Regions from separate parts of the Homo sapiens genome. Here all the other regions are linked to region 2. A link is an interaction called in ENCODE POLR2A ChIA-PET data of the cell type or tissue named here. Cell type or tissue: HepG2. All regions are shown on one strand. Each heading gives the region's core, and the rest is flanking DNA. Links, peaks and the distances in the headings are about the cores only.

The links. Peaks named below come from ENCODE experiments on the same cell type or tissue, not always from the same donor. Only the 100,000 strongest peaks of a DNase experiment are listed, where the experiment ranks them.
Region 1: POLR2A ChIA-PET joins it to region 2 with 71 read pairs; 10 of 35 experiments call an interaction of 5 or more read pairs at or near these places.
Region 3: POLR2A ChIA-PET joins it to region 2 with 45 read pairs; 17 of 35 experiments call an interaction of 5 or more read pairs at or near these places.

The regions. Positions count from the first base shown.
Region 1 is chr17:50,682,011-50,687,010 of GRCh38, forward strand. ABCC3 (ATP binding cassette subfamily C member 3) reads left to right here. Exons shown (of 31, transcript NM_003786.4): 27 at 1,600-1,746; 28 at 1,939-2,097; 29 at 2,699-2,865. Among named protein-coding and RNA genes, the nearest start is that of ANKRD40, 23 kb to the right of the region's middle. RefSeq lists an enhancer at 2,638-3,124. In HepG2, for the core only: no CTCF peak of the experiment used is centred there; DNase peaks (open chromatin) are centred at 1,148, 2,911 and 4,861; H3K4me3 peaks cover 1,814 bases.
Region 2 is chr17:50,540,534-50,546,228 of GRCh38, forward strand. It overlaps EPN3 (epsin 3), which reads left to right. Exons shown (of 10, transcript NM_017957.3): 7 at 260-529; 8 at 696-800; 9 at 931-1,161; 10 at 1,311-3,217. The coding sequence ends at 1,624. Among named protein-coding and RNA genes, the nearest start is that of SPATA20, 3.8 kb to the right of the region's middle. RefSeq lists a silencer at 1,347-1,786 and an enhancer at 2,523-3,023. In HepG2, for the core only: a CTCF peak has its summit at 1,432; DNase peaks (open chromatin) are centred at 1,658, 2,068, 2,508, 3,048 and 1 weaker place; H3K4me3 peaks cover 2,637 bases.
Region 3 is chr17:50,623,006-50,628,816 of GRCh38, forward strand. It overlaps CACNA1G (calcium voltage-gated channel subunit alpha1 G), which reads left to right. Exons shown (of 38, transcript NM_018896.5): 36 at 902-1,070; 37 at 1,355-1,524; 38 at 3,012-4,469. The coding sequence ends at 3,746. It overlaps LOC101927253 (a long non-coding RNA gene), which reads right to left. Exons shown (of 2, transcript XR_243718.2): 2 at 4,025-4,335. Among named protein-coding and RNA genes, the nearest start is that of ABCC3, 9.0 kb to the right of the region's middle. RefSeq lists an enhancer at 2,544-3,316. In HepG2, for the core only: CTCF peaks have their summits at 3,303 (motif pointing left) and 5,108; DNase peaks (open chromatin) are centred at 3,306 and 5,136; H3K4me3 peaks cover 2,045 bases; H3K27me3 peaks cover 1,567 bases.

The DNA of each region.
Region 1 (5,000 bases), core at 1-5,000, 140 kb after region 2:
TGCCCTCAACCCCACGGCCCGTTCTCTGACGCCTCCTTGAGAGACCAATCTGTGCCTGCTGCTCTGCTTTTTCACCTCTGGCCGCGTGGTTTCTCCTGCCTCGAAGCAGGGCTGGCTCCACAGGAATAGTCACAGCGTCCCCACTCCCGGAAGAACTGCGCGTTTAGAGTAATGCTCTGCCGTCAGTGCCTTGACATTCTCCATCATTCTTCAACAAGAAGCCTCAGGTTTTCATTTTGCACTGGGCCTCCCAAATTATGTAGCCAATCCTATCTCAAAGCCACCATCATCTTATGCCCTGCCAGTCTATTCTGCTTGTAGCTGCCAAGAGATTTAAAAAAAAAAAAAAAAAAAATCAAATCACGTCATTCCTCTGTGTACAGCCCTCTAATGGCTTTGCATCTTAATCAGAGTTAAAAAAAAAAAAAGTCCTTAAAATGGCCTGCAAGGCCCTACATGATGGAGCCACCATTACCTCAGCCTCTTACCTCTTGCCTTTGCCAGTGTGCTCCAGAACACACCTAGAGCCATTTATGCCTGCTGTTCCCTCTGCCTGGCATGCCCTCCCTCCAGATATCCACTTGGCTTGTTCCCTCACCTCCTTCGGGTCTTTACTAAAGTCTGCCTCCTCCAGGAAGCCTTCCCTGACCACCCTGTATAAAGCAGCAACACTAAGCACTTCTTGGCCCCAGCACTCATCACTTCTTGCGTTGTATAGATTTGCTTATCTGTTGATTATATGCCTCCCTCTACTAGAACATAAATCTCACGAGGGTGAGGACTGTTTCAATGGGGTACCATTGTGTCCCCACTGCCTGGCACTGGGCTGCCACCCAGTAACAATGAATGGGTAAAGGTAATGAGAGGGGGAGTTAGGGCAGGCAGGGAGGGCACTTCAAGGAATATAAGGTGTGGCACAGTGGCTCACACCTGTATTCCCAGGACTTTGGGAATCCTCCTAGGCAGGAGGATCCCTGGAGGCTAGGAGTTCGAGACCAGCCTGGTCAACACAGCGAGACACAGTCTCTTCAGAGTTTTTCTTTAAAAAATTAGCCAGGTGTGGTGACACAGGCCTGTAGTCCTAGCTAATCAGGAGGCTGAGGCAGGAGGATGGCTTGAGCCCAGGAATTCAAGGTTGCATTGAGCTATGATTGCACCACTGCACTCCAGCCTGAGTGACAGAACAAGAACTTGTCACAGAACAAAACAAGTTAGCCAGGCATGGTGGCATGTGCCTGTTGTAGTCCTAGCTACTAGGGAGGCTGAGGGAGGAGAATCGCTGGAACCCAGGAGTTCAAGGCTGCAATGAGCCATGATTGAGACCCTGTCTCTCAAAAATTAAAAAAAAAAAAAAAAAGGAACATGGGCAAGCAGGGAGACTGGGAGGGGAAGGACAGGGGAGTGTTGGAGTAGGTCTGTGGGGAATAAAGTCAGAGGGATAAAGGAGTCATTGAACACAAGGCTGAGCCACAGGGGTGCCAAGGACCCTCCCAGGGACCATAGTTGGGGAGGATTGAGGGGCCTTGGGGGAGAGAGACCGAAAGGTGAAAGAGGGCTTCACTGGGCAGCTGATGTGACCCCATCTGCCCCTCCTGCCAGGCGCCCTGGGTGGTGGAAGGCAGCCGCCCTCCCGAAGGTTGGCCCCCACGTGGGGAGGTGGAGTTCCGGAATTATTCTGTGCGCTACCGGCCGGGCCTAGACCTGGTGCTGAGAGACCTGAGTCTGCATGTGCACGGTGGCGAGAAGGTACGCGTGGGGTAGGCGGGCCTGCGTGTGTGTTCATGCCTGCAGACATGGCCACAGCCCTTGTGGGGAGCTTGGGTCTTTTGAGAGCACAAGTGCTCCAGCCACATGTTTGTTCGGCCTCCAGGAGAGTCCTGGAGATGCGCCTTTGACCTCTCAGCTTCCCCCTCAGAGCCCCTTCCCTTCTCCGCCCAGGTGGGGATCGTGGGCCGCACTGGGGCTGGCAAGTCTTCCATGACCCTTTGCCTGTTCCGCATCCTGGAGGCGGCAAAGGGTGAAATCCGCATTGATGGCCTCAATGTGGCAGACATCGGCCTCCATGACCTGCGCTCTCAGCTGACCATCATCCCGCAGGTAGGAGCCTGGCATGGGCTGGCCACACTCACCAACGGCCCTGGAGGCAGGCCCCACCTTGTTCTGTAGCTTTAGGATGGAGACTGGGACCCCAGTCTCAGAGGCTTGGGCAGGTGGGGAGGGACAGACAGCAGGAAGCAGAGCCATCAGTGAGCCACCCGTCATGGATCTGGAAAGCTCAGACTTACCCTGCCCAGTCAGGCCCTGTCCTTTGACCTCCTGGGCCAGCACATGGGGAAGGACCCCTCCAAGAACCCCTTCCCCCGAGACATTCTGCCCTGGTCTTTTTGCGCAGCTCTAATTACATTTCACTTTTTCTGTCTCCTCCGGGGTATTTTTTGTTTCTGCCGAGTGGACACTTTGGAGTCAGATTAGTGGCTCTGGTTCCTGCTTCAACAGAGGTCTTCGTGATTGGCAAAGCTGAGGTTTATCACTCCCCTACAGGCAATTTTCTATCTCTTTGGCCATTGTGTCCTCTGGGGAGCTGGAAACAGAGTGGGAATGCTGCCACCTTAATCCCTCTCTTCTTCCCTGGACCTGGGGCCTATGGCTCCTCATAGGGCCTAAGCTGCCTCCCTCTGAGGCCACGTTGTATCCCCAGGACCCCATCCTGTTCTCGGGGACCCTGCGCATGAACCTGGACCCCTTCGGCAGCTACTCAGAGGAGGACATTTGGTGGGCTTTGGAGCTGTCCCACCTGCACACGTTTGTGAGCTCCCAGCCGGCAGGCCTGGACTTCCAGTGCTCAGAGGGCGGGGAGAATCTCAGGTAAACACTGGGAGTGCAGAGGTCAGGAACTGCAACCCTCCCTGGGAAACCCTGGCGGGTGCTGGGAAACCTGACACCAATGACACAGAGATGAGGCCAGCCCGGATGTGCACAGGGCTGTCCTTTCGTATTGAGCATATTCCGTGTGCCAGGCATGGTGTACTGCCCCGCCGACTCCTCACACAAGCCCCAGCGGTGGTCCATGATCCCACTTCACCGGTCAGGGAACTGAGGCTCAGAGATGGTAAAGGGCTTGACCTAAGTTGCACAGCTGGGAGAAGGCAGGTCTGGGATTTGAACCAGCTCTGGGAGATTCCAAAACCCTTTGAGGAAGCCCTCTCCCCTCCAGAGCTTTCTTACAGCCCCAGATTTTATGTCCTCAGCCACTGGGCTATGCACTGGAGGGGCCAGTAGTCACCTCTTACTGAGTCTAAAGGTTGGAGATACCTATACCTGTGCTAGCTGTGTGATTTGGGGCTAGTTGCTTAACCTCTCTGTGCCTACTTTTCTTTCACTCTAAAAGGCAGATAATAACAGTCCAAACCTCTTTGCATTATGCTGCCCAATAAAAAACAAAGCAAGTCATGCATATGAAGCTAATGTTTTTTTCTTATAGCCACACTTTTTAAAAAGGAAAAACAAGCAAAATAAACTGTAATACTATAACTTATTTAGCCCAATATATCTAAAATATTATTTCAACACATCATTGATATAAGTATTAGAAATATTTTGCGTTTCTTCCTACAAGTTTGAAATCCAGTGTATATTTCACATTTACAGAATGTCTCAATTTGGACTAGTCACATTTCAAGTGCTAATAGCCACATGGGGCCAGTGGCTACCACCTGGACAGAGCAGTGTTAGGGTCAGTGTGATGACAGGAAAAGCGCTTCGCTTGGATGCTCCTGTAAAATGTCAGCTTTTCCCCTCCTCCCTTCCCTCCATCTTCTCCTCCTCCTCCTCCTCTTCCCTATTTTCATTTTTATATTCAGTCCATACTCATGCACCCTCCCCAGACCTCAAAAACTAAAACAAGGCCAGGCACAGTGGCTCACGCCTGTAATCCCAGCACTTTAGGAGGCCAAGGCAGGTGGATCACTTGAGGGCAGGAGTTCAAGACCAGCCTGGCCAACATGGTGAAACCCTGTCTCTGCTAAACACAAAAATTAGCTAGGCGTGATGGCGGGCGCCTGTAATCCCAGCTATTCGAGAAGCCAAGGCAGGAGAATCGCTTGAACCCTGGAGGCGGAGGTTGCAGTGAGCCAAGATCTCACCACTGCACTCTAGCCTGGGTGACCGAGCGAGACTTCGTCTCAAGAAAAAAAACTTTACATTTGCCCAGCACTTAACAATATTCAAAGCACTCTGGCCTCCACTTTCTCCTTTAATCTTTACCATGGTCCTGTGGGCCAGAAACGAGCCTCCACGGTTTGAAATGATTTCCTCGCAGCAGTTCAGCTGGTAAGGGGCAGAGCGGGGACTCTGGCTCTGTCCCAAACCTTTCCTTGCTGTATCACAGCCACCTCCCTCACCTGGACAACATTCCCCAAGGCCCCTCATTATCCCAAGGGTGGGACTCCCTTGCCACCCACGCAGCCCTTAAGACTAAATATGCATCTTAAGTGGCTCTCACTTACATAACCACGTGGGGGTGGCTGGCGGACAAACATGGTCTCTCCAGACCCTGTGCCCCATGACTGTCTCTTGCTTGATCCATTCTTCTCACCTGCTTGCTCTCAACACTTCCCCCAGAGCATGCCCCACCCCGACACATGCCGTGATCAGAGACAGAAATCAGCTCCCCTCCTCCCTCACTGAGCTTGTAGCCACTTTAAGTATAACCTGTGTCCTGTGCCAGTTCCACCATAAATCAGCCCTGAGTTCTATCCGGCGGCTTATTCTGCTGCCAAAACCTTCATTAGTTGCGGGAATGGGCCAGGGAGAGAGCCCGGACTTTACTCCGGCTGTGGTGACTCACGCCTTTGGGAAGGGCTGAGGTATTTGTCCTTGGATGTGGGGATGCTGTGGCCTCTGGTTGGGAACACAGCCTCGTTTTGTCTGCTGGCTCTGGCTTCCAGAGCAGGAGGCTGAAGGCGTGTGTCCTGCTCCTCCTTTACCTCCTCAGTGACCAG
Region 2 (5,695 bases), core at 1-5,000:
AAACGCAGCAAAATGTTCTCTCGCTGCACTCACTTGCTCAGCACGCCTGGGAAGGTGGCCTGAGTCGCCCACACCTGCAGGTCCCAGTTCCTGGGGTCACTTGTCAAATAGGGGCTCCAGCCTGCTGGGTGGTCCTGAGGCTGCAGGCCATCTGTGACATGGATCTTCTGCCTCCCAACTTGGGCTGGGTAACTGGGAAGGGCCCTGGGCGAGGGATAAGGGTGGGCCTGGGATCATGTCTATGCTGTTCCCATTTCAGGTTTTAGGCCGAACACAGAGGCCAGTGGATCCTCCTGGGGGCCTTCTGCAGACCCCTGGTCTCCGATCCCCTCAGGAACCGTCCTGTCCCGAAGCCAGCCCTGGGATCTGACTCCCATGCTCTCCTCCTCTGAGCCCTGGGGCAGGACCCCAGTGCTGCCTGCTGGGCCCCCCACCACAGACCCCTGGGCCCTGAACTCTCCCCACCACAAACTCCCCAGCACTGGGGCTGACCCTTGGGGAGCCTCCCTGGAGACCTCCGACACACCTGGTAAGAAGAGGGCCAGAGAGTGTGAGTGAGGAGCTGGGGGACTTCCAGGCAGGGCCAAGGGGCAGCAGATACTGTTTGTGTTAGGAGGACAGCTTCTCTGGAAAGGGGTCAGACCAACACCTGCCCTTTTTGTCAACCCATCTCCTCTTCCTCTCTCTCTTCCGAGGTGGTGCCTCGACCTTTGACCCATTTGCCAAACCTCCAGAATCCACAGAGACCAAGGAGGGGCTGGAGCAGGCCCTGCCCTCTGGGAAGCCCAGCAGCCCTGTGGGTGAGCAGGGCAAGGGGATGGTGAGGCTCTGGGGAATGAGGGGCCCACCCCGAGCAGCCTCTGTCCTCTTCCTCCCACGTCGGGCGCCAATCCCTTTCCCCACCAATTAGCTCTAGCATTTCTATTCCAGAGCTGGACCTGTTTGGAGACCCCAGCCCCAGTTCCAAGCAAAATGGCACGAAGGAGCCAGATGCCCTGGACCTGGGCATACTAGGGGAAGCACTAACCCAGCCAAGCAAAGAGGCCCGAGCTTGCCGGACTCCCGAGTCCTTCCTGGGTCCCTCAGCTTCCTCCTTGGTCAACCTTGACTCGTTGGTCAAGGCACCCCAGGTTGCAAAGACCCGGAACCCCTTCCTGACAGGTAAGATATGCCCTTGTCCCTCAACCCAGGGGCTCCTGCTTTCAGAGCCTAGCCTCCGCCGGAGGAGCCCACTCTTCTTCCCAACTTCCACGACCTCCCGGTGTAGGGCTCTGAACCCCGGGTCACTCAAAGCCACTCTCGTTCTGCAGGTCTCAGCGCTCCGTCCCCCACCAACCCGTTCGGCGCGGGCGAGCCGGGCAGGCCGACGCTAAACCAGATGCGCACCGGCTCGCCGGCGCTGGGCCTGGCAGGCGGGCCTGTGGGGGCGCCCCTGGGCTCCATGACCTACAGCGCCTCTCTGCCCCTCCCGCTCAGCAGCGTGCCAGCTGGCTTGACCCTCCCCGCCTCGGTTAGCGTCTTCCCGCAGGCCGGAGCCTTCGCACCGCAGCCGCTGCTGCCCACGCCGAGCTCAGCCGGGCCGCGGCCCCCGCCCCCGCAGACCGGCACCAACCCCTTCCTCTGAGCCCCGCCCCGTCCCATACCGGCCTGCGCCTGCGCCGGACGCTCCGCGGCCCCGCCTCCGGACCCGGGGCTGGGCGGGGCGCCGGTGCTAGTGGAACGCCGAGCCAGTGGCGGCTGGTATCCCGCGGCGGCTCTGGAAGCTGGACGCGGACCACGGCCCGGGAGCTAGAAACTGAACGCCCGCATAATAAAGACTGGAACCCTCGTTCTCAGCTCTCACCAAGTGGACTTTTTGCGGGGTGTGGCGGCCGGGTCTCGACCACAGCGTGGATCACCGGCTGTTTAGGAAACTGCAGCTGCACAACGTGGGGTGCAAAACTGCCCCGCTTCCTTTACAGCTCTTCTCAACCCTCACCTCCATCCCCCGTCACCCAGGCACCTTCGCTTCCAGATGCTGCCAGGCTGTCACTCAATTCGGTCATTTCATTCATTTATCACACATGGGCACTGGGGTTGGGCTAACAGCAAGAGACAATAGGCCTTTGTTCCTATTTATTGGGTACTGCTTACGTGCTAAGCAGATCAGTTTATTTAATGCTTGCAACGACTCTCTGAGGTAGAAAATATTGTTAATTCCGTTCAGGATCCCGGCTACATAATCTGTGGGGCTCAATACAAAATAAAAATGTAGGGGCTCCTTGTTCAAAATCGTATGAAGAATTTCAAAACAGGGACAACAGAGCATGAAACCAAGCGCAAAGCCCACTGCAGTGCGATTGCACAGGTATCTCACCTTGCAGCCGGCACTACTCCCATTTTTCAGGCAAGGAAACCGTGGCTCAGAGAGGTTGAATGGCATGCTCAAAGTCACAAAGCTGGCATGGGGCGGGGCTGGAACTCAAGAGTCAGACAGTCTGGCTCCAAGGCCTGGAGATCCCAGGCTGGGCCCCAGATTTAATTCAGCAAATATTGACTGACTGCTGTGGACAAAGTGCTGGGCTCACCTTGGAGGGATCCAACCTCCAGGAGCTCGAGCGCAGCAGGGTAGACAAGCCAGGGGCACGTGATGCGGCTGTGGCAGAAGCCAAGTGCAGGAGCTCCCAGGCTCCTTTGTTTTACTGAGTCACCTTAAATGTAACTCTGCCCTCTCCCTTGCTTCGCCAAGGCTAGCGAGAAACTCAGTCTTAGCCACACAGGAGGAATCGGACCCCTTCTGGGGGTTTATGTGGAGTCTGGGAAACCAAGGGTGGGGTGAGGCCTGGTACTCAATCCAGGAGGGGCCCCTATGACCACCCTCGCCTGTTTTTCTTCTCAATGCTCCCTGATCACTGGACCACTGGACACTGATGTGTCCTCAGTGCTTGGGGTCTGGCTCTGCAGGCAGCCTGCAGCCAGCCTCCATCCCCCTTTCAGGGACAAATGGCCTTCCACCAGAGTCGGTGAGTGGAGAGGCACAATGCCACTCCCCTTCCTGAGGTGGGGGTAGGGGAAGGGAGTCCCACAATGCAGTTACAAACAGGATGGACAAGAACACCTGCTCAGGAGTCAGACTTACAGGGTTCAAAGTTCTGCTCCAAGGTTTGACCCTAACAAGAATCACTTAGTAATAAGTGGTTATGCTCTGTGACCTTGAGTAAATTACTTACCCTCTCCATGTCTCTGTGCCTGCGTTTCCTTACTTGTCAAACGGGATCAGAAGTTTCTTCCTTGTGAGGTTACTATGTGGATGTCCCCAGGCGTGTCCATTCAGCTCAGAGTCCACCCTCTTCAAAGACTGACCATGAGGCACGAACCCATCATGGCTTTCACTCCTGGTTTTGCCAGGCAATACCCAGAGTCCAGCACCCATCTATTAATATCTTCTGCTGCACCCAAACCTGGGATGTTCCATCCTTCTTGGCCCCTGATCCACCCTTTGTGGCCCTGCCACCCAGGCTCTCTTCTTCTAAACTGGATCCCCCCGAGGACTCCCAAGGGGAGCTGTTTTGTTTCCCACAAAAAAAGTTGGCAGCCTTGCTTCCTGCCTCCCTCCTTATAAGACCCCTCCTGCTAGGAGGTTGGTGCCATAAGTCATTCTGTCTCTTCCCTGCCTGGGGCTGCCACTCCACCTCACTTTTGGGATGCTTCGGTCTTGGCTCATGGTCTTCTCATCCAGCTCTTACCTCAATTTCAAGTCGCTCCATTATCCAAGGACCTTATGGCCCCTTGACCTCTCAATGACCCTCACCATGGTCACACTTGGAGGTTTGTCATCACCCCAGATTCCTCTACATTCAAGGCAGGCTTCTGGCTCTCTGAGCTTAACCTCATTCCTTCTAGCCAGAACATGTTCTTTGGAGCACCCACTGGACCCTCCGGCTAGCCAACCCTTCCAACAACCCGCCACACCCCACATTCTCAGAGTCACCCAGGACCACCATCTCTTCTATCCTTGATGGCGTCCACCACTTTCTCTCAAACGAATCCTTCCCATCGAAATGTGTCTTAATTAGCTCCATCCATCTTGACAGTGTCTTCCCATCTATCCTCTCATGTCAAGCACCCATCATCTCTCTCTGTCTCCCCTCCCTTTCCTCTTCCTCCTCAGCCGACTCGGCAACTTCTGCTCTCAGCCTGACTTCACTAGAACGACGCCCACTAAGCACACCAATGGCCTCCATGTTGCTGAAGCCAGTGGACATTTTTCTGTCCCAGCCAGGCTGGCCCCTCAGGAGTCTGACATGTAGGCACTCTGTCCTTCATCTCTGGGGTGCTGTCCTTTGCACCCTGGCTGCTTCCCTTCTGTGTCTTTCTTTCTTTCTTTCTTTCTTCTTTTTTTGAGACAGAGTTTCGCTCTTGTTGCCCAGGCTGGGGTGCAATCATGAAATCTCGGCTCACCGCAACCTCCGCCTCCCGGGTTCAAGCGATTCTCCTGCCTCAGCCTCCCGAGTAGCAAGGATTACAGGCATGCGCCACCATGCCCGGCTAATTTTGTATTTTTAGTAGAGATGGGGGTTTCTCCATGTTGGTCAGGTTGGTCTAAAACTCCTGACCTCAGGTGATCCACCCTCCTCGGCCTCCCAAAGTGCTGGGATTACAGGCGTGAGCCACCATGCCCTGCCTCCATCTGTGTCTTTCACAGGCTTACTTAAGCCTGGACCTGAGCCCTCTTCTCTGCTCCTCTGCATGGTCTCCCTGGATCAGCTCCACACCCACATGGTCTCAACAGTCAAGACCCCCAATCCTCTCTCCTGAAGCCTCTCCTCTGTCCTCCAAGCAGTGTCATCTCTGCCTCCATGTGCACATCTCAAACCCACAGGTCCCACAATGAACCCCATGAGTTGTCCCCCCACCCCCACCCCATGCCCTCTCTTGAGGGAACGGCCCCACCTTGCAAGTCACCCTGGACACCGCCTTCTTTGTCGCCGCCCATCCTGACGACGTTTCCTCCTTGACCGACTTCCAGCCCATCCCTTTCTCTGCATCTCTGCTCCCCCATCTCCCCCTGGGTGCTGCTATAGCCTCCTATCTGCCCCTGCTTTCACTCTTGCCCCTTTCCAGTTCATTCTCCACTGGGAAGCTGGTGGGATCTTTCCAAAACGCAGATCTAACTGGTAACCCTCCTGACTAAAGCCTTTCAATAGCTTGCTTCTACTGTCATCAAAAATCCCCTTCTCTGGCCAGGCACGGTGGCTCACACCTGTAATCCCAGCACTTCGGAGGCTGAGGCAGATGGATCGCTTGAGGTCAGGAGTTTGAGACCAGCCTAGGCAACATGGCGAAACCCCGTCTCTACTAAAAATACAAAAATTAGCTGGGCATGGTGGCGCGCTCCTGTAGTCCCAGCTACTTGGAAGGCTGAGGCACAAGAATCGCTTAAACCTAGGAGGTGGAGGTTGCAGAGAGCCAAGATCCACTGCACTCCAGCCTGGGCAACAGAGTGAGACTCTGGCTAAAAAAAAATGGGGTCGGGTATGGTGGCTCATGCCTGTAATCCCAGCACTTTGGGAGGCCAAGGCAGATGGATCACCTGAGGTCAGGAGTTCGAGACCAGCCTTGAACCCAGGATGCGGAGGTTGCAGTGAGCCGAGATCACACCACTGCACTCCAGCCTGGGTGACAGAGCGAGACTCTGTCTCAAAAAATAAAAATC
Region 3 (5,811 bases), core at 812-5,811, 83 kb after region 2:
AGCTGCCTGGTCCCTGCTCCTTGGGAGGGTCCTCTCCCCCTCACCTCCCCCACTGACAGCACAGGGTCGTAGGGGCTGCTGTTGGCTTTTTTTTTTTTTTTTTTTTTTGAGACAGGGTCTCACTCTGTTGCCTAGGCTGGAGTGCAGTGATATGATCCCAGCTCACTATAGCTTTGACCCCCCCGGCTCAAGCAATCCTCCCACCTCAGCCTCTGGAGTAGCTGGGATTACAGGTGCCACGCCACCATATCCAGCTAATTTTTTTTTTTTTTTTTTTTTTTTTTTTTTTAGAAATGGGGTTTTGCCATGTTGCCCAGGCTGGTCTCAAACTCCTGAGCTCAAGCGATCTGCCCACCTTGGCCTCCCAAAGTGCTGGGATTACAGGCATGAGCCACCAGCCACTGTGCCTGGCCTGCTGTTAGCTTTTAATCCTCCCCTGAGCTGCTCTGGGTCAGGGCCCCAGCCCATCCCTGTGGACACCGGGACTCCCTTCAGAGCCTCTAAATGGGGCCTTTAGAATCAGCTTGTGAGCCACCTGCAGGGCTGGGGGCTGGGGGCTGCTCTCCCTTCTCTGGATACCTCCCCGCCCCTCCACCACCACAGTGGGAGCTTAAAGGTGATACAATGTGTGCAGTTTTGCAGGGGGTGGGGGGCAGGGCCTGCAGACTCTCCCGGCTGCCCAGACCCCCTCCTACCTGCTTCCTCCCCGCGTGTGGAGGGCTCATCCATGTGTCTGCCCCTCTCCCCAGCCATGCTCATGCCCATCTCTACCTTGTCCTGGGAGGGCACGGGGGTGAGGGCTGGGCGGGGGGCGCTGCTGCTTTCTGTTGTCAGCGCTGCCTCAGTTACCAAACCCACGCACACCCTCTTCCTCCACCTCCCTCCCCTGTTCCTTTTGCAGATGCAGCCCCACCCCACGGAGCTGCCAGGACCAGACTTACTGACTGTGCGGAAGTCTGGGGTCAGCCGAACGCACTCTCTGCCCAATGACAGCTACATGTGTCGGCATGGGAGCACTGCCGAGGGGCCCCTGGGACACAGGGGCTGGGGGCTCCCCAAAGCTCAGTCAGGTACCAGGGCTAGAGCAGGCCAATTTGGCTCACACAGGGAGATTCCATCCTGGCCTAAGCCAGTCCTGATCTGAGGGGATGGGGAACTGAGGCAGCCAAAGAGGTATCTCTGACCTCAGGGGAGCCTCCAGCCTGGGGGAATGGCTTTGAGTCCAGGGGGTAAGGGTAGAGGCCCTGATGAGGGGGAGAGAGTGGAAGGGAGGGCTCAGGTGAGAACCTGCTCCCCTGAACCCTCCAGCTCCATTCTCTCCCCCCACCCCTCCCCCGCTTCCCTCCCTCCACAGGCTCCGTCTTGTCCGTTCACTCCCAGCCAGCAGATACCAGCTACATCCTGCAGCTTCCCAAAGATGCACCTCATCTGCTCCAGCCCCACAGCGCCCCAACCTGGGGCACCATCCCCAAACTGCCCCCACCAGGACGCTCCCCTTTGGCTCAGAGGCCACTCAGGCGCCAGGTGAGCAGATGTGGAAAGGCAGGCACAGGCCTGGGGGCTGGACCCTCTGCTGCTGGTGATGACCTGTGTTGACACTTTCATTCTTCCAGCAAATATTTATTGTGTGCCAGTGATGTGCCAGGCTCAGTTGCAGATACCAGGGACACAGTACTGGGCAAAGCAGAAGTGGTCTGTGCCTTCTTGAAATTTGCACCCAGTTCCTTGTTCCACTGAGGAGGCCTGGAGACCAGAAGGGGTAGTGCTTGCCCAGGGTCATGCCTATCTGGTCGGAGGTAGAACCCCAGTCTCTGGTCTTTCCTTCCTCACCAACCAGAGCTGCCTCCCAATTCTTCTCCCCACTTTGGACTGAGCTATGGGGCACAAGGCAGGTTTTAAGTGTCTTCACTTTTGGCCAAGCCTAGGGCCCACCTTCCAGAGCCCAGATTCTTTTTTTTTTTTTTTTTTTTGAGTTTCGCTCTTGTTGCCCAGGCTGGAGTGCAATGGCACAATCTTGGCTCCCCGCAACCTCCGCCTCCTGGGTTCAAGTGATTCTCCTGCATCAGCCTCCCGAGTAGCTGGGATTACAGACATGCGCCACCATGCCTGGATAATTTTGTATTTTTAGTAGAGATGGGGTTTCTCCATGTTGGTCAGGCTGAGCTCGAGCTCCCAACCTCAGATGATCTGGCCGCCTCGGCCACCCAAAGTGCCGGGATTACAGGCGTGAGCCACCGCGCCCGGCCCCAGAGCCCACCTGTGATAAGGCCACAGCCCATGCCATGTGTGTGTCCTGAGGCATGAGCGTGGACACATGAGAATCTCAATCCCACATGCTTGGGGGAGCAGGCACAGTCCTTATTCATTCTGCAAATAGTCACTAAGCAGCCTCTGTGTGCCAGGCACTGGCGACACAGCCCCTGCCCCCTGAAGCTCACAGTCTAATAGTGGAGACATGCCTGCCATCAGATCATTGCAGCCTCAGCTCACAGCTGCCAGACACCTATGTGTGGAGGGCAGCAGGGACACAGAAGGGGAAGGGGTCGGTTTTACTTGGGGACAGAGACTGTCACACACTGTGTCACAGAGAACCTGAGTCCGTAAAATCGAGGGATTCTTGCCAATCAGGAAGGGTATTCAGAGCCAAAGGGGAAGTCTAGGCAGAGGCGGGGAGGCGTGAAGGAGCCAGCTCAGTGAGCAGAGATGGCCTGGCTTCTCTCATATCCCAGGAGGCAGGGGCTGCAGAGAGAGCGATTCTTGCAGGCTTAGGGGAGACCAGAGCATGGGGGAGGGAAGACAGGGTTTAGTGGGGAGAGAGGAGGCATGGTGGACAACAGAGGTCAGGCTGCAATGACCCCTATCTACTAGTAAGAGCGGCTACCAGGACCTCTGCTTAGGATAGTCCTGCTGTGCCTGGTGGTGGTGGGCAGGGGGCACAGCCAGCTTGACAGGAGGGCTAGTCCATGCTGGAGAGGAGACTGCTGGGCTGAGCCCTCCCCCACCCCATATAGGCAGCAATAAGGACTGACTCCTTGGACGTTCAGGGTCTGGGCAGCCGGGAAGACCTGCTGGCAGAGGTGAGTGGGCCCTCCCCGCCCCTGGCCCGGGCCTACTCTTTCTGGGGCCAGTCAAGTACCCAGGCACAGCAGCACTCCCGCAGCCACAGCAAGATCTCCAAGCACATGACCCCGCCAGCCCCTTGCCCAGGCCCAGAACCCAACTGGGGCAAGGGCCCTCCAGAGACCAGAAGCAGCTTAGAGTTGGACACGGAGCTGAGCTGGATTTCAGGAGACCTCCTGCCCCCTGGCGGCCAGGAGGAGCCCCCATCCCCACGGGACCTGAAGAAGTGCTACAGCGTGGAGGCCCAGAGCTGCCAGCGCCGGCCTACGTCCTGGCTGGATGAGCAGAGGAGACACTCTATCGCCGTCAGCTGCCTGGACAGCGGCTCCCAACCCCACCTGGGCACAGACCCCTCTAACCTTGGGGGCCAGCCTCTTGGGGGGCCTGGGAGCCGGCCCAAGAAAAAACTCAGCCCGCCTAGTATCACCATAGACCCCCCCGAGAGCCAAGGTCCTCGGACCCCGCCCAGCCCTGGTATCTGCCTCCGGAGGAGGGCTCCGTCCAGCGACTCCAAGGATCCCTTGGCCTCTGGCCCCCCTGACAGCATGGCTGCCTCGCCCTCCCCAAAGAAAGATGTGCTGAGTCTCTCCGGTTTATCCTCTGACCCAGCAGACCTGGACCCCTGAGTCCTGCCCCACTTTCCCACTCACCTTTCTCCACTGGGTGCCAAGTCCTAGCTCCTCCTCCTGGGCTATATTCCTGACAAAAGTTCCATATAGACACCAAGGAGGCGGAGGCGCTCCTCCCTGCCTCAGTGGCTCTGGGTACCTGCAAGCAGAACTTCCAAAGAGAGTTAAAAGCAGCAGCCCCGGCAACTCTGGCTCCAGGCAGAAGGAGAGGCCCGGTGCAGCTGAGGTTCCCGACACCAGAAGCTGTTGGGAGAAAGCAATACGTTTGTGCAGAATCTCTATGTATATTCTATTTTATTAAATTAATTGAATCTAGTATATGCGGGATGTACGACATTTTGTGACTGAAGAGACTTGTTTCCTTCTACTTTTATGTGTCTCAGAATATTTTTGAGGCGAAGGCGTCTGTCTCTTGGCTATTTTAACCTAAAATAACAGTCTAGTTATATTCCCTCTTCTTGCAAAGCACAAGCTGGGACCGCGAGCACATTGCAGCCCCAACGGTGGCCCATCTTCAGCGGAGAGCGAGAACCATTTTGGAAACTGTAATGTAACTTATTTTTTCCTTTAACCTCGTCATCATTTTCTGTAGGGAAAAAAAAAAGAAAAAGAAAAAATGAGATTTTACAAGTGAAATGGAACCTTTTTATATATACATACATACATATCTATCTATCTATCTATATATATATAAAATAAAGTAATTTTCCTAAATAAAAAGCTAATCACGGTCCAGAGTAAAAGCAAAAGGGATGGAGAGTTAGGCACGTCCAGATGGCATTGATGAGAGAGAGATCCTGGAGATGGGGAGTGGGCGGCGGGGAGGGAAGCTTCAGGGCTGCCTCTTTGTGTGTGTATGAGTGTGTATGTGTTTGTGTATATGAGTGCGTGTGTGTATATGAGTGTGAGAGTGTGTGTGTCTGAGAGTGAGAGAACCTGAACCCCTTGCTGTGGAAGGCTGCACCTCTAGCCTGCCCTCCCCAGCCGTGAAGGAGAGGAGGAGCCCCTCCGCCTGGTGCAGGCTGGGGAGGCAGGGTCTCTTCTGCTGCTATCAAAGCTTTACAGCTTCCTCTAGCTAGGCAGCTCAGTGAATGGGAGTAATTCCAGATTAACTCTTATTTCTGCTGACAGCTATCAGCCGCACATTGAAAGCTGGAAATTGGCATAATGAAGCTGTTTTGGTTAATGGGGCCGACTGAGGCTGGGGGAGGTTGCCTCAGAGGCTGCAGATCTGGATCTGTGGGTTGGTGGGGGAGGGGGGAAGTGTTTCTGGGTTTTCCTTCCTGAAGCTTCAGCACGGATTTGCCACACTTCTGGCTGGATGCGTGACCTGAGCTGTCTGGACTTCAGCCTCCTGCCTTGGGGGCGGGCTTAGCTGACTGGCATTACAGGCACTGTCCGATGGGGACCTCGTCCACCTGCCCGCAATGGAATTAAACCGTGTCAACGGAGTGGGCTGTGCTTCCTGAGGATGAGAGTCCAGGGCTGGGCGTCCAGAGGCAACCTCCTGGTGGAGGTGGTAGGGTCAGAGGCCAGGTGCTGAGTGGGGAGCTGGCCCCCTGGGCGGTGATGAGCGAGCGCTCAAGATGTTTACATGCACTGCTGCTGCTGCCTGCCTAGCGGGAGCCAGTGGAGGAGGGAGGTGTGAAGGTGGCCAGGGGCAGGCAGACAGGAAGAGGGGGAGTGGCGTGGCCCAGGCCACCTGTCTGGTGCTACTGCAGACAATATTCTCTTGTCTGAAATCTTGGTGCCAAGAGGTGGTGACCATGGGTCCAGCCAGCCTGTCACCTAGCCACCTCCCAAACATCTGTCCCAATCCCACTCCCTTGAACAGCCCCCTCCCCTCGCCCCCAGGGCCTTCAAACCCCAGGATTGGATTGGGTTTTTGAAACCTCAGTGGCAACGCTCGCTCACAAACCGTCTGATCCGGTCAACTGGGAGCTGGGGGCACCAGGCTGCCGGGCGAGTGGACCTGGAGGCGTTGTCCAGCATTGTTTTCTAAGCTGGGTGAGAGCTTTTCTCATTGCTCTTTTGGACAGAACTCATACCGCTCCTTGAAGCC